3 separate regions of the Homo sapiens genome follow, and all the other regions are linked to region 2. A link is an interaction called in ENCODE POLR2A ChIA-PET data of the cell type or tissue named here. Cell type or tissue: GM12878. All regions are shown on one strand.

The links. Peaks named below come from ENCODE experiments on the same cell type or tissue, not always from the same donor. Only the 100,000 strongest peaks of a DNase experiment are listed, where the experiment ranks them.
Region 1: POLR2A ChIA-PET joins it to region 2 with 6 read pairs; 3 of 35 experiments call an interaction of 5 or more read pairs at or near these places.
Region 3: POLR2A ChIA-PET joins it to region 2 with 5 read pairs; 9 of 35 experiments call an interaction of 5 or more read pairs at or near these places.

What each region holds. Positions count from the first base shown.
Region 1 is chr15:89,977,114-89,981,113 of GRCh38, reverse strand. No RefSeq gene overlaps it. Among named protein-coding and RNA genes, the nearest start is that of ZNF710, 22 kb to the left of the region's middle. In GM12878, no CTCF peak of the experiment used is centred here; no DNase peak of the experiment used is centred here.
Region 2 is chr15:90,092,551-90,096,550 of GRCh38, reverse strand. The region is part of intron 1 of IDH2 (isocitrate dehydrogenase (NADP(+)) 2); the gene reads left to right. Among named protein-coding and RNA genes, the nearest start is that of IDH2-DT, 7.6 kb to the left of the region's middle. RefSeq lists an enhancer at 601-1,125. In GM12878, no CTCF peak of the experiment used is centred here; no DNase peak of the experiment used is centred here; H3K4me3 peaks cover 170 bases; H3K27ac peaks cover 1,507 bases.
Region 3 is chr15:90,182,694-90,186,693 of GRCh38, reverse strand. It overlaps a transcript of SEMA4B not described here. Among named protein-coding and RNA genes, the nearest start is that of SEMA4B, 17 kb to the left of the region's middle. RefSeq lists silencers at 1,361-1,450, 1,461-1,860 and enhancers at 2,041-2,120, 1,731-2,464. In GM12878, no CTCF peak of the experiment used is centred here; a DNase peak (open chromatin) is centred at 2,333; H3K4me3 peaks cover 2,521 bases; H3K27ac peaks cover 1,873 bases.

The DNA.
Region 1 (4,000 bases), 120 kb after region 2:
AAAGGGAGAAAAGCCCCTTATAAAGCCATTAGATCTCATGAGAATTCACTCACTGTCACAAGAAAAGCATGAGGGAAACCGCCCCCATGATGAAATTACCTCTTAATGGGTCCCTCCCATGACACATGGGGATTATGGGAACTACAATTCAAGATGAGATTTGAGTTGGGACACAAAGTTTAACCATATCAATGATGAAACCCTGTCTATACTAAAAATACAAAAGTTAGCTGGACATGGTGGTCGGCACCTGTAATCCCAGCTACTCACGAGGCTGAGGCAGGAGAATCGCTTGAGTCTGGGAGGCGGAGGTTGCAGTGAGCCAAGATCAAGCCACTGTACTCCAGCTTGGGCTACAGAGCAAGATCCTGTCTCAAAAAAACAAAAACAAAAAAACACCCATAAAATTAATGCAATAACCATATAGATGGAGCTCCTGGGAAAAGCTGTTTCATTTGCTGGAAAAGGGAAGGATGGAAGAATAATCTAAACAAAAACATAGAGAAATGAAAGTACAGGCCAGGCGCGTTGCCTCATGCCTGTAATCCCAGCACTTTGGAAGGCTGAGGTGGGTGGATCACTTGAGGTCAGGAGTTCGAGACCAGCCTGAACATGGTGAAACCTTGTCTCTACTAAAAATACAAAAACTAGCCACGTGTGGTGGCACATGCCTGTAGTCCCAGCTACTTGGGAGGCTGAGGCAGGAGAATCACTTGAACCTGGGAGGCAGAGGTTGCAGTGAGCTGAGATCATGCCACTGTACTCTAGCTTGGGCAACAGATTGAGACTCTGTCTCAAAAAACAAAACAACAACAAAAAAGATTTGTGATTTAGGCAAAGAAATGTGGCCTTATTGTGGGTGGGAGAAGAAGCACAAGGGAAAGGAGAAGGAGGCAGATATACAATCTGCTTGCTTCAGCTGGGCATGGTGGCTCACGCCTGTAATCCTAGCACTTTGGGAGGCTGAGGCGGGTGGATCACCTGAGGTCATGGGTTTCAGACCAGCCTGGCCAACATATTGAAACCCCGTCTCTACTAAAGATACAAAAATTAGTCAGGCCTGGTGGTGCTAGCTACTTGGGAGGCTGAGGCAGGAGAATCACTTGAACCTGGGAGGTGGAGGTTTCAATGAGCCGAGATTGCCACTCCAGCCTGGACCACAGAGTGAGACTCCGTCTCAAAAAAAAAAAAAAAATCTACTTGCTTCATGGGAGTGGAAACTGCATACAGGTATGTCAGAGAATTGTCCTTAGTGACCAATGTGGAGGAGGGGGCAGCTATTCCTAGGGATAGCTTGGTGGCTGCCCCCATACTTCTAGATAGTCTGAGAGAGGAAATGCTGAGTATTGGGAAGCATGAGTTTTTTGTTGTTGTTGCTTTTGTTTGAGACGGAGTCTTGCTCTGTTGCCCAGTCTGGAGTGCAGTGGCTTGATCTTGGCCCACAGCAACCTCTGCCTCCTGGGTTCAAGTGATTCTCCTGCCTCAGCCTCCAGAGTAGCTAGGATTACAGCCATGGGCCACCACGCCCAGCTAATTTATTTATTTATTTATTTATTTTGAGACAAAGTTTTGCTTTTGTCACCCAGCTGGAGTGCAATGGCACGATCTCAGCTCACTGCAACCTCCGCCTCCCAGGTTCAAGCGATTCTCCTGCCTCAGCCTCCCGAGTAGCTGGGATTACAGGCGACCACTACCACGCCTGGCTAATTTTTTGTATGTTTAGTAAAGACGGGATTTCACCATGTTAGCCAGGCTGGTCTCGAACTGCTGACCTCAGGTGATCCACCCGCCTCAGCCTCTCAAAGTGCTGGGATTACAGGCGTAAGCCACTGCGCTGGCCTTTTTTTTTTTTTTTTTTTTTTTTTTTGTATTTTTAGTAGAGATGGGGTTTCACCATGTTGGCCAGGCTGGTCTTGAATTCCTGACTTCAGGTGATCCCCCGCCTCGCCTCCCAAAGTGCTGGCATTACAGGCATGAGTCACTGCACCCAGCTGGGAAACGTGAGTTTGAATACATCTCATCACAGTGATAAAGAAGGCGGGGACATCTTGCAGCAGGTGCAGGTCATTCCTCTGCAGACCCAGCTCCTCAAGTTCACTTCATGCTTTTCTCCTTCTTCTCAGCGCCTCACCTGCCTTCCTTTTGCCACCTCTTGCCCAGGTGCTGTGAGACAACCTCCTGCTCTCCCCTCCCTCCTGTGGAGTCCACTTGTGAGTAAAAAAAAAAATGGCTGGAAACATGGTGGGGTTGCAAAGATTCACATTTTCTTTGTACACCTGTAAAAAGAAAATAGGAGAGGTGTATTCTCCTAGATACACCCATATTATATATATATAAAAAAAAAAGGAAAACCATATCACATGAAGGAAAATTAAGCATTACAAAGAGACCCGTGTCAACCCCCTGAGCCCTTGGACATGCTCAGAAGCCCCCTTCAGATCCCCTCTGGAGCCTCCATCTGCCAGCTCATTCTCATTAATTAAACGTGCTTTTCTCTAGCATCAGCACTCATAACAAATGATGACAGGGTTTCGGATCCCAAATCTTTCTTTTTTTTTTTTTTTTTTTTTTTTTCTGTTTAACAAAGCACATCTTGCACCGCCCTTAATCCATTTAACTCTGAGTGGACACAGCACATGTTTCAGAGAGCACAGGGTTGGGGGTAAGGTCACAGATCAACAGGATCCCAAGGCAGAAGAATTTTTCTTAGTACAGAACAAAATGAAAAGTCTCCCATGTCTACTTCTTTCTACACAGACACGGCAACCATCCGATTTCTCAATCTTTTCCCCACCTTTCCCCCCTTTCTATTCCACAAAACCGCCATTGTCATCCTGGCCCCTTCTCAATGAGCTGTTGGGCACACCTCCCAGACGGGGTGGTGGCCAGGCAGAGGGGCTCCTCACTTCCCAGTAGGGGCGGCCGGGCAGAGGCGCCCCTCACCTCCCGGATGGGGCGGCTGGCCGGGCGGGGGGCTGACCACCCCCACCTCCCTCCCGGACGGGGTGGCTGCCGGGCGGAGAGGCTCCTCACTTCTCAGACGGGGTGGCTGGGCAGAGACGCTCCTCACCTCCCAGACGGGGTGGCGGCCGGGCAGAGGCGCTCCTCACATCCCAGACGATCGGCGGCCGGGCAGAGACGCTCCTCACTTCCTAGATGTGATGGCGGCCGGGAAGAGGCGCTCCTCACTTCCCAGATGGGATGGCGGCCAGGCAGAGACGCTCCTCACTTCCCAGACGGGGTGGCGGCCGGGCAGAGGCTGCAATCTCGGCACTTTGGGAGGCCAAGGCAGGCGGCTGGGAGGTGGAGGTTGTAGCGAGCCGAGATCACGCCACTGCACTCCAGCCTGGGCGCCATTGAGCACTGAGTGAACCAGACTCGGTCTGCAATCCCGGTACCTCGGGAGGCCGAGGCTGGCGGATCACTCGCGGTTAGGAGCTGGAGACCAGCCCGGCCAACACAGCGAAACCCCATCTCCACCAAAAAAATACGAAAACCAGTCAGGCTGAGGCAGGAGAATCAGGCAGGGAGGTTGCAGTGAGCCGAGATGGCAGCAGTATAGTCCAGCTTCAGCTCGGCATGAGAGGGAGACCGTGGAAAGAGAGGGAGAGGGAGACCATGGGGAGAGGGAGACCATGGGGAGAGGCAGAGGCAGAGGGCAGAGGCAGAGGCAGAGCCCCAAATCTTTCTTATTTATCATCCATGGTTGTAAGACTTGCTTTCTGTTTTTTCATTTCAAAAATTCAGCATTTCCACTATATTACACATTAAATAAAAATCTCTTAGACTGGGAATTTGACAATTGAAAATTCCACCACCCTTTTCTCCACATGGGTAAAAAAGGTGCTAAGTTCTAAACTGATTTACAAATGAATTTTTGGACCATAACCTGTCTGTAAGCTATTTGGCGTATCTGTATGTAACCACGTGTTTGTATGTGAATTTGCTTACCCCAAGTGGGGTTTTTTCCTCTCTTTCTTTTTCTTTGCTTCCATCCTTC
Region 2 (4,000 bases):
ACAAGAGTTCCAATTTCTCCACATCCTTGCTAGCACTTTATTTTCTGTTTTGTTTTTCTTTTCCTGATAGTAGCTCTCTTAGTGGTTGTGAGGGGATAGTGGGGTGATATCTCATTATGGTTTTGATTTGCATTTCCCTGATGATTAGTGATGTTGAGCATCTTTTCATGTGCTTGTTGGCCATTTGTATATCATCTTTGGACTTGAAATGTCTATTTAAGTCTTTTGTCCATTATATTTATTTATTTATTTTGAGATGGAGTCTTCCTGTTACCCAGGCTGGAGTGCAGTGGCATGATCTCTGCTCACTGCAACCTCCACCTCCTGGGTTCAAGCAATTCTCCTGCCTCAGCCTCCCAAATAGCTGGGACTACAGGTGTGTGTCACCACACCAGGCTAATTTTTTTTCTATTTTTAGTAGACACAGAGTTTCACCATTGTGGCCAGGCTGGTCTCGAACTCCTGACCTCAAGTGATCTGCCCTCTTCAGCCTTCCAAAGTGCTGGGATTACAGGCATGAGCCACGGTGCCCAGCCAGTCTTCTGTCCATTTTAACGTTGAGTTATTTGTTTTATTGTTGAGATTTACTGATTTTTAAAACTTGGTCACCAATTAAGATTTTTTTAAAAAACCAGTACCTGGAACAAGCAGAACAAGTCTCTGCTGGCCTTGGCTCATGTTGCTGTTCTCAGTTCCCCTGGGATGTTTGCTTCCAGGGAGGCCTGGGCACTCCTGACTTTGGTGACAGCCCTGCTTGCTCTCTCTCTGTTACCTGTAGGTTTCCCCTTCCACATTCACTGCCTCCGGGCAGGCACTGTTGTGTTTTAGGCATTTCAGTATCCCAGTGGGGTACTGGATAAGTGCTTAGTTAGCACCTGCCGGTGAGTAAATAATCAGGTCCTGTGGTCTCTGAGGGTTTGACACATCAGGTCTTTGATCTTGACCTTGAACTCTCCTAGCCATGCCTGCCTGAAGCCCAACCGTGGAGCCCAGGCTGAGGCTGAAACCTGAAGAACTGGCCCCAAGTGAGTCTCTCCTTAGGGCTCCTGATTATGATAGTTCATTTTTTTTTTTTTTTAACAAATTTGATTAGCTGTCCTCAAATTAACTCATAGGAGATGCTCCCCAGAACTAAACTAGCTCTGCAACAGCTCAACAGACTTTCCGCAGGTTCTGCAGCTCTTTCCACTCAAGCTTCAGAAAAAAGTGAAGGAATATTGTAGATTGGGTTCAAAATCCCCATCGCGTCTTGGGAAAGGCAGTAGAGCCAGCAGCCAGCCACCTTTTGTTCTCTAGGGAATGGAATAGTCCAAGGCTGTGTTTGTGTTCTGCTTCTCTACATCTGACCCACGGGTCTTCCAGAGGCTGCATTTGGGTCAGGGACCTGGGCTCTATCTTGCCTCTGATGCAGACCACACTCTCTGAGTCTCATTATTCCCCCTAAATGATCTCTAAGATTATTTTTAGATTAAAAAAAAAAAACAAACTCTTTGCATATCTTTGGAAAGTCAGTTGTTTGAGGTCTGTTAGGCTTTAATCACTTTTGTTTTAAATGTGCCGAGGTGGTTTCTAGGCCTGCTTTTCACAGGTATTCTGTCCCTTGTCAGTTCTTCCCACCCAGTTTTTTTTGTTTGTTTGTTTGTTTTTTTGAGATGGAGTCTCGTTCTGTTGCCCAGGCTGGAGTGCAGTGCCGTGATCTTGGCTTACTGCAACCTCCACCTCCCGGGTTCAAGCGATTCTCCTGCCTCAGCCTCCTCGGTAGCTGGGATTATAGGCACGTGCCACCATGCCTAATTTTTCTATTTTTAGTAGAGATGGGGTTTCACCATGTTGGCCAGGCTGGTCTTGAACTCCTTACCTTGAGTGATCCACCTGCCTCAGCCTCCCAAAGTGCTAGGATTACAGGCATGAGCCATTACACCCAGCCCCAACCCAGTGTTTTCAAATAATCATTCTCTTCCCTTCACCTGATTTGCTGTGTCTAATCTAGAGTGGAGCTGAAGACACATCACCACCTCTCTAAGGACTGTGTGTAACACAAGAGTAATTGGGCTGTAAGTGAGGCTGAGGAGTGCTGCTTTGAGGAAAGGGCACAGCTCTCAGCTGAGCTGGTGAGATTTCCCTGTGACTGAAGTTTTATTAGATCTTGTTCCCTGCTCTGCATTTGCTGCTTCTTCCCAGGCTGTGGGCAGAGGAGCAGGCTGGTGCCCCGGTGCCCCTATCTGCTGCAGGCTGAGGTTCAACAAGCCTTGTCCAAGGCAGCTGTACTGATTCATTGTTAGGTGGCCAGTTCCTGAGTTTTCTTTGAAATTCACTTCCCAGACTGTTGGGTATTCCTGCGAGTCAGACTCTCCTTCAGTAGCGTCCCCTGCCCCCTACCCTCCACTGGTCTCCCTGGACCTCTGATCAGCCCCTCATTGAGTCCTTTGATGCTTCTCTGGTAGGACTGACCCACCTGCGTCGGCTGGGATCAAGGGTTCTGAGTTCCATTCGCAGGTGCTGTAAGCCTGTCCTTCCTGTTGAATAGGGTCAGAGTCCTCGTGACTCTGCTGTTTTCAAGCTCTGTAACCTTGGGCAGTAAGCTGTTAACCTCTCTGAGCCTCAGTTTCCCACACTTAAAATGGAGATAATGGCCAGGCGTGGTGGCTCACGCCTGTAATCCCAGCACTTTGGGAGGCCAAAGTGGGTGGATCACCTGAGGCTAGGAGTTCGAGACCAGCCTGGCCAACATGGCAAAACCCCGTCTCTACTAAAAATACAAAAATTAGCCGGGCCTGGTGGCGTGTGCCTGTAATCCCAGCTACTCAGGAAGCTGAGACAGCAGAATCGCTTGAACCCGGGAGGCAGAGGTTGCAGTGAGCCGAGATCACGCCATTGCATTCCAGCCTGGGTGACAGACCAAAGACTCTGTCTCAAAAAATAAATAAATAAATAAATAAATTAATTAATTAAATAAAATGGAGGTAATGATACCTCCTTGGGGTTGTTTTTGGGATTAAATGGAATCACATTGTACAGCATTGGTACACTGTAAGGCACATAGTAGGCACTCAATACCTATCTATACTATTTCCTTTATCACCACAAGTTAGTTGAGGGCTCTTGGGTTGCACGCAACAGACAAAGTTAGTGACTGGTTAACTTGGAGAGGATTTTATTATGAGCTACACAGCGTAGCTCATAGAATTGCAGGGAAAACTATAAAGAACTAAGTCTTGGACAAAAGTAATATCTTGGCATGGGCCTGTAGCCCCAGCTACTAAGGAGGCTGAGGTGCAAGGATTGCTTGAGCCCCGGAGTCTGAGCCTGGCTTGGGCAACAGAGAGAGATAAAGAGACCCTGACTCTAAACAATAAGTAAATACATAAAAGAGGACCCAGGCCCTCCTTAGGAACTGGATGGCAGGAGCCCCTGGACAACCTCTTACTGATTTGGTGCTGGATGAGGCAGCCGCAGCTAGCCAGTGTTCTTTGTGTTGATCTCCTCTGCCTTCATATTCCAGGGGGAGAGGGTCTGACAGGCCAGACTGGCCCCCACCCTCTTGGCCACTGGTGGGCTGGGCATGTTTTTGGGTAGTTCTACCTAGCCAGATTAAAGTGGGGGTGGGGTGGGGAGTCCAGCCAGCCTGGGCAACAGGGCAAGACTCCATCTCTACAAAAAAATTTTAAAATTAGGCTGGCACGGTGGCTCACGCCTGTAATCCCAGCACTTTGCGGGGGTCAAGGCAGGTGGATCACTTGAGGTCAGGAGTTTGAGACCAGCCTGGCCAACATGGTGAAACCCTGTCTCTACTAAAAATACAAAAAATTAGCCAGGTGTTGTGGTGCACACCTGAAATCCCCGCTACTTGGGAGGCTGAGGCCCGAGAATCACTTGAACTCGGGAGGCGGAGGTTGCAGTGGGCTGAGATCATGCCACTGCACTCCCACCCTGGGGGACAATAGCGAAACTTCGTCTCAGAAAAAAAAAAAATTAAAAATAGCTGGGTGTGGTGGCATGC
Region 3 (4,000 bases), 90 kb before region 2:
AGTGCTGGGATTACAGGCGTGAGCCACCGTGCCTGGCCTTTATTTTTATTATTTTATTTTTTGTTTGCTTTTTGAGATGGAGTTTCACTCTTGTTGTCCAGGCTGGAATGCAATCACAATCTCGGCTGGCTCAGGGAACCTCCGCCTCCCAGATTCAAGCGATTCTCCTGCCTCAGCCTCCCAAGTCGCTGCGATTACAGGCATGCGCCACCATGCCCAGCTAATTTTGTGTTTTTACTAGAGACGAGGTTTCACCACATTGACCAGGCTGGTTTCAAACTCCTGAGCTCAGGTGATCCGCCTGCCTCGACCTCCCAAAGTGCTGGGATTACAGGCGTGAGCCACCATGCCTGGCCAATGTCCCCATATGGAGATTACCTGTCACCAACAGTTTGAGCCCCAGGTGCAAGGAGACATATCCTAGATTTTCCTGAGCTTCAGAAGGTATAATCTCCAAAAAGGCCAGGCGTGGTGGCTCAAGCCTATAAACCAGGCACATTGGGAGGCCAAAGTGGGCGGATCACTTGAGCTCAGGAGTTGGAGACCAGCCTAGCCAACATGGTGAAACCCTGTCTCTACTAAAAATACAAAAATTAGCTTGGCATGGTGGCACACGCCTGTAGTCCCAGCTACTCAGGAGGCTGAGGCAGAAGAGTCACTTGAGCCAGGGAGGTGGAGGTTGCGGTGAGCCAAGATCGCGCTACTGCACTGTAGCCTGGAGGATAGAGCAAGACTCCGTCTCAAAAAAAAAAAAAAAAAAAAAAAAAAATCACCAAAAGAAACGGCCATGGCCTGAGTTCAAATCCTGACCTTCCCACTAACTCACTGTCATCTTGGGAAGCGATTTAATCTCTCTGGCTTCAGTTTTCCTTATGAAAATGAGGGGGGATGGGCCAAGGTGATTTCTACATCTTTTCCAGTTCTAAGGCATTATGGGGAAAAAAACTTTTTAAAAGTTTGTATGCTTCCCGCACAAAATTTTAAGGCATTTCAACCTTTAGAGGAATCCTGTGTTTAACTCAAATAACATACCCATATTACAGGTGAGGAAATGTGGGCAGAGATTTGATGACCTTCCCGAGATGACCCAGGGCTCCTTCGCCTTTCTGCTAGACCAGAATAACTCCCGAGTAGCCGCAACTGCAGCTTCATGCCCAGAACCTCAACTTCCTTCTCCTTCTAGCCTTCTCCTTCTAGCACCTTGGTGCTCAGTGAGAAGAAAGAAGCCATGACAAAGGGCCTAACTCGGAGGTCATATCCACGACCATTCCGCAGGGGCCCAGGCCTTTTCCGAATTCCAAATGACTTCCCCCCAGGACCAGGTCCCGGGTTTAGGAGTAGGGGTGGTGCACTGGCGCGATGTGAACGCTGCTCAAAGGCCCCCGGTGGCCATGGGAACGCGGGCCCAGCCTCCTGCGCTGCCATGGCAACAGGCTCCCCGGGCGGCGGGCCCCAGTGCCCATCAGAGCGTGCAGGTGGCGCCTTCTGGGGAGAGGGGCCGGGCGGGAGGTGCGGGTGCAAGGGTGGGGGCAGCGGCTGCGCGGCGGTTTTCGCCTGGTCCGCCACCTCCCGGGCAGCGGCTCCCACCTCGCCAGGCACCCCCCGCGCCTACCTGGAGTGAGTCAGGGTCAGCGCACGGTCATCGCCCCCCGCGGGGCCGCTCTTCCTGGAGTGTCCACTGACTCGTCCCCCTTGCCAGGCCGGCCCGGCGCAGCCCCTGGGGACCCGGAGTCTCGGGCGCACAGCCTCAGTCCGGCGCGGCGTCCCCGGAAATGCTGGGCCCCCGCCAAGCCCCGCCCAGCCCCGCCCCGCTCTGCCCGTGTTTACGGGAATTGTCCAGAGGGCGCCTCCGGGATTTGCCTGATGCGGGCCGTGCCCCCCGCCCCACCACCGCCACCGGCCCCCGGCCATTTGCACCAACGATGGACTCGATGCCACGACCACCCTGGCCTGTCGGGTCCGCCTCCCCACGACCGCTGGTCGGCCCAAGTTAGCCGTGGAGCCCAAGGGACTGTGCGGTCCTTCACCTTGGGAGACTCGGCCTCGCTGGACCTGGGCCACAGGGGGCGGCCTCACTAGCTGGAGTCTGGGCTGGCCCGGGTTGAAATCCTAGATCCACTCTTACCTAACTGGCTGTGTTACGTAGGACGAGTTCCTTAACCTCTCTGAGCCTGGAGTTTTTCATCTGTAAAGTGGGCATCAGAACACTAGAGATCTCACAAGGCTGTGATGGGAAATGCAATGGTGGAGGCACACACCTGGCACATGGTCAGCTCTCAAGAATGGTAATATTGTTTACAGAAGGAGGCAAGTGAGAGAGAGGAGGGCAGATCCACACTCTGTGAAACCACCCACGTCTCCACCCGAGATAAATGCTGCTCACTGCTCCCTTAACATGCAGTGGGCGGGCGTGCTCAGAGAGTAAAACGAAACGGAGATCTGCAGGAGGGGTGAAAGATAGGGTTATAAATATCCCGCATTTATGAGGTGACCTTGGCTCCTCCCTCTCCACTCTTGCGTCCCGGTGCTATCTTCCAGGAAAGCAACGGCAGCTTTCAGGGCGGTTACTGAAACAACCAGTTCTGGACTTGTAAGTGGCTGAGCTGGCCTGAACTGACGGGTCAAGGGACTGCAGAAACCAGAGGCCAAGTGGCAGCCCGTTCCAGGGCCGGGCAGGCCTGGCCTAAGTGTACATTGTCCTTCTGCAGCCTCTCCTCTCCGGGAATTGCTGCCTAGCTCCTCCAGAAAAAGAAAAAAGTGGTTACTTTTGTTACCTCTCTATAAAAGTAAACACATATTTAGTACAAGAAAGTTAGACAACAGAAAAACACAATTAAAAATAATATCACTCATAATTTCATTTTACCTACACATTGGCATCAACCTTGTTAATTTTTTTTTTTCCGAGACGGAGTCTTGCTCTGTCACCCAGGCTGGAGTGCAGTGGCTCGATCTCAGCTCACTGCAACCTCTGCCTCCCGGGTTCAAGCAATTCTCCTGCCTCAGCCTCCCAAGTAGCTGGGATTACAGGTGTCCGCCACTGCACCTGACTAATTTTTGTATTTTTAGTAGAGACAGGGTTTCACAATATTGGACAGGCTGGTCTCGAACTCCTGACCTCGTGACCCACCCGCCTTGGCCCCCCAAAGTGCTGGGATTACAGGCGTGAGCCACCACACCCGGCCGTCAGCGTTAATATTTTTTAAAACTTTTTAAAAATTAAGATTAATTTGCATGTAGTAAACTGCACAAATCTTAGGTATACTGGTGTTAATATTTTGGTGAATATCTTCCTGTGTGTTTCCTATGCATAATTATACACTTACATCTTTTAGAAAAAAGATTATTCAATACATACTGTTTTCTAACTTTTACTTAGGACAGCATTCTATTATGTTTTTCTTTTCTTGTTTTTGAGATGGAGTCTCTCTCTTGTTGCACGGGCTGGAGTGCAGCGGTGCGATTTCGGCTCACTGTAACCTCCACCTCCCAGATTCAAGCGATTCTCCTGCCTCAGTCTCCCAAGTAGGTGGGATTACAGGCACCCACCACCACACCCAGATAATTTTTGTATTTTTAATAGAGACGGGGTTTCACCACGTTGGCCAGGCTGGTCTCGAACTTCTGACCTCAAGTGATCTGCCTGCCTTGCCTCCCAAAGTGCTGGGATTACAGGTGTGAGCCACAGCACCCGGCCTATATCGCATTTTTCTATAACATTAAAAATTCTTGCCGGGTGCAGTGGCTCACGCCTGTAATCCCAACTCTTTAGGAGGCTGAGGTGGGCGGATCACAAGGTCAGGAGTTCAAGATCAACCTGACCAACCCCGTCTCTACTGAAAATACATGGGGTATTCAGTAGAGATGGGGTGAAGCCCCGTCTCTACTTAAAATACAAAAATTAGCAGGGCATGGTGGTGGGCACCTGTAATCCCAGCTACTCAGGAGGCTGAAGCAGGAGAATCGCTTGAACCCGGGAAGCAGAGGTTGCAGTGAGCTG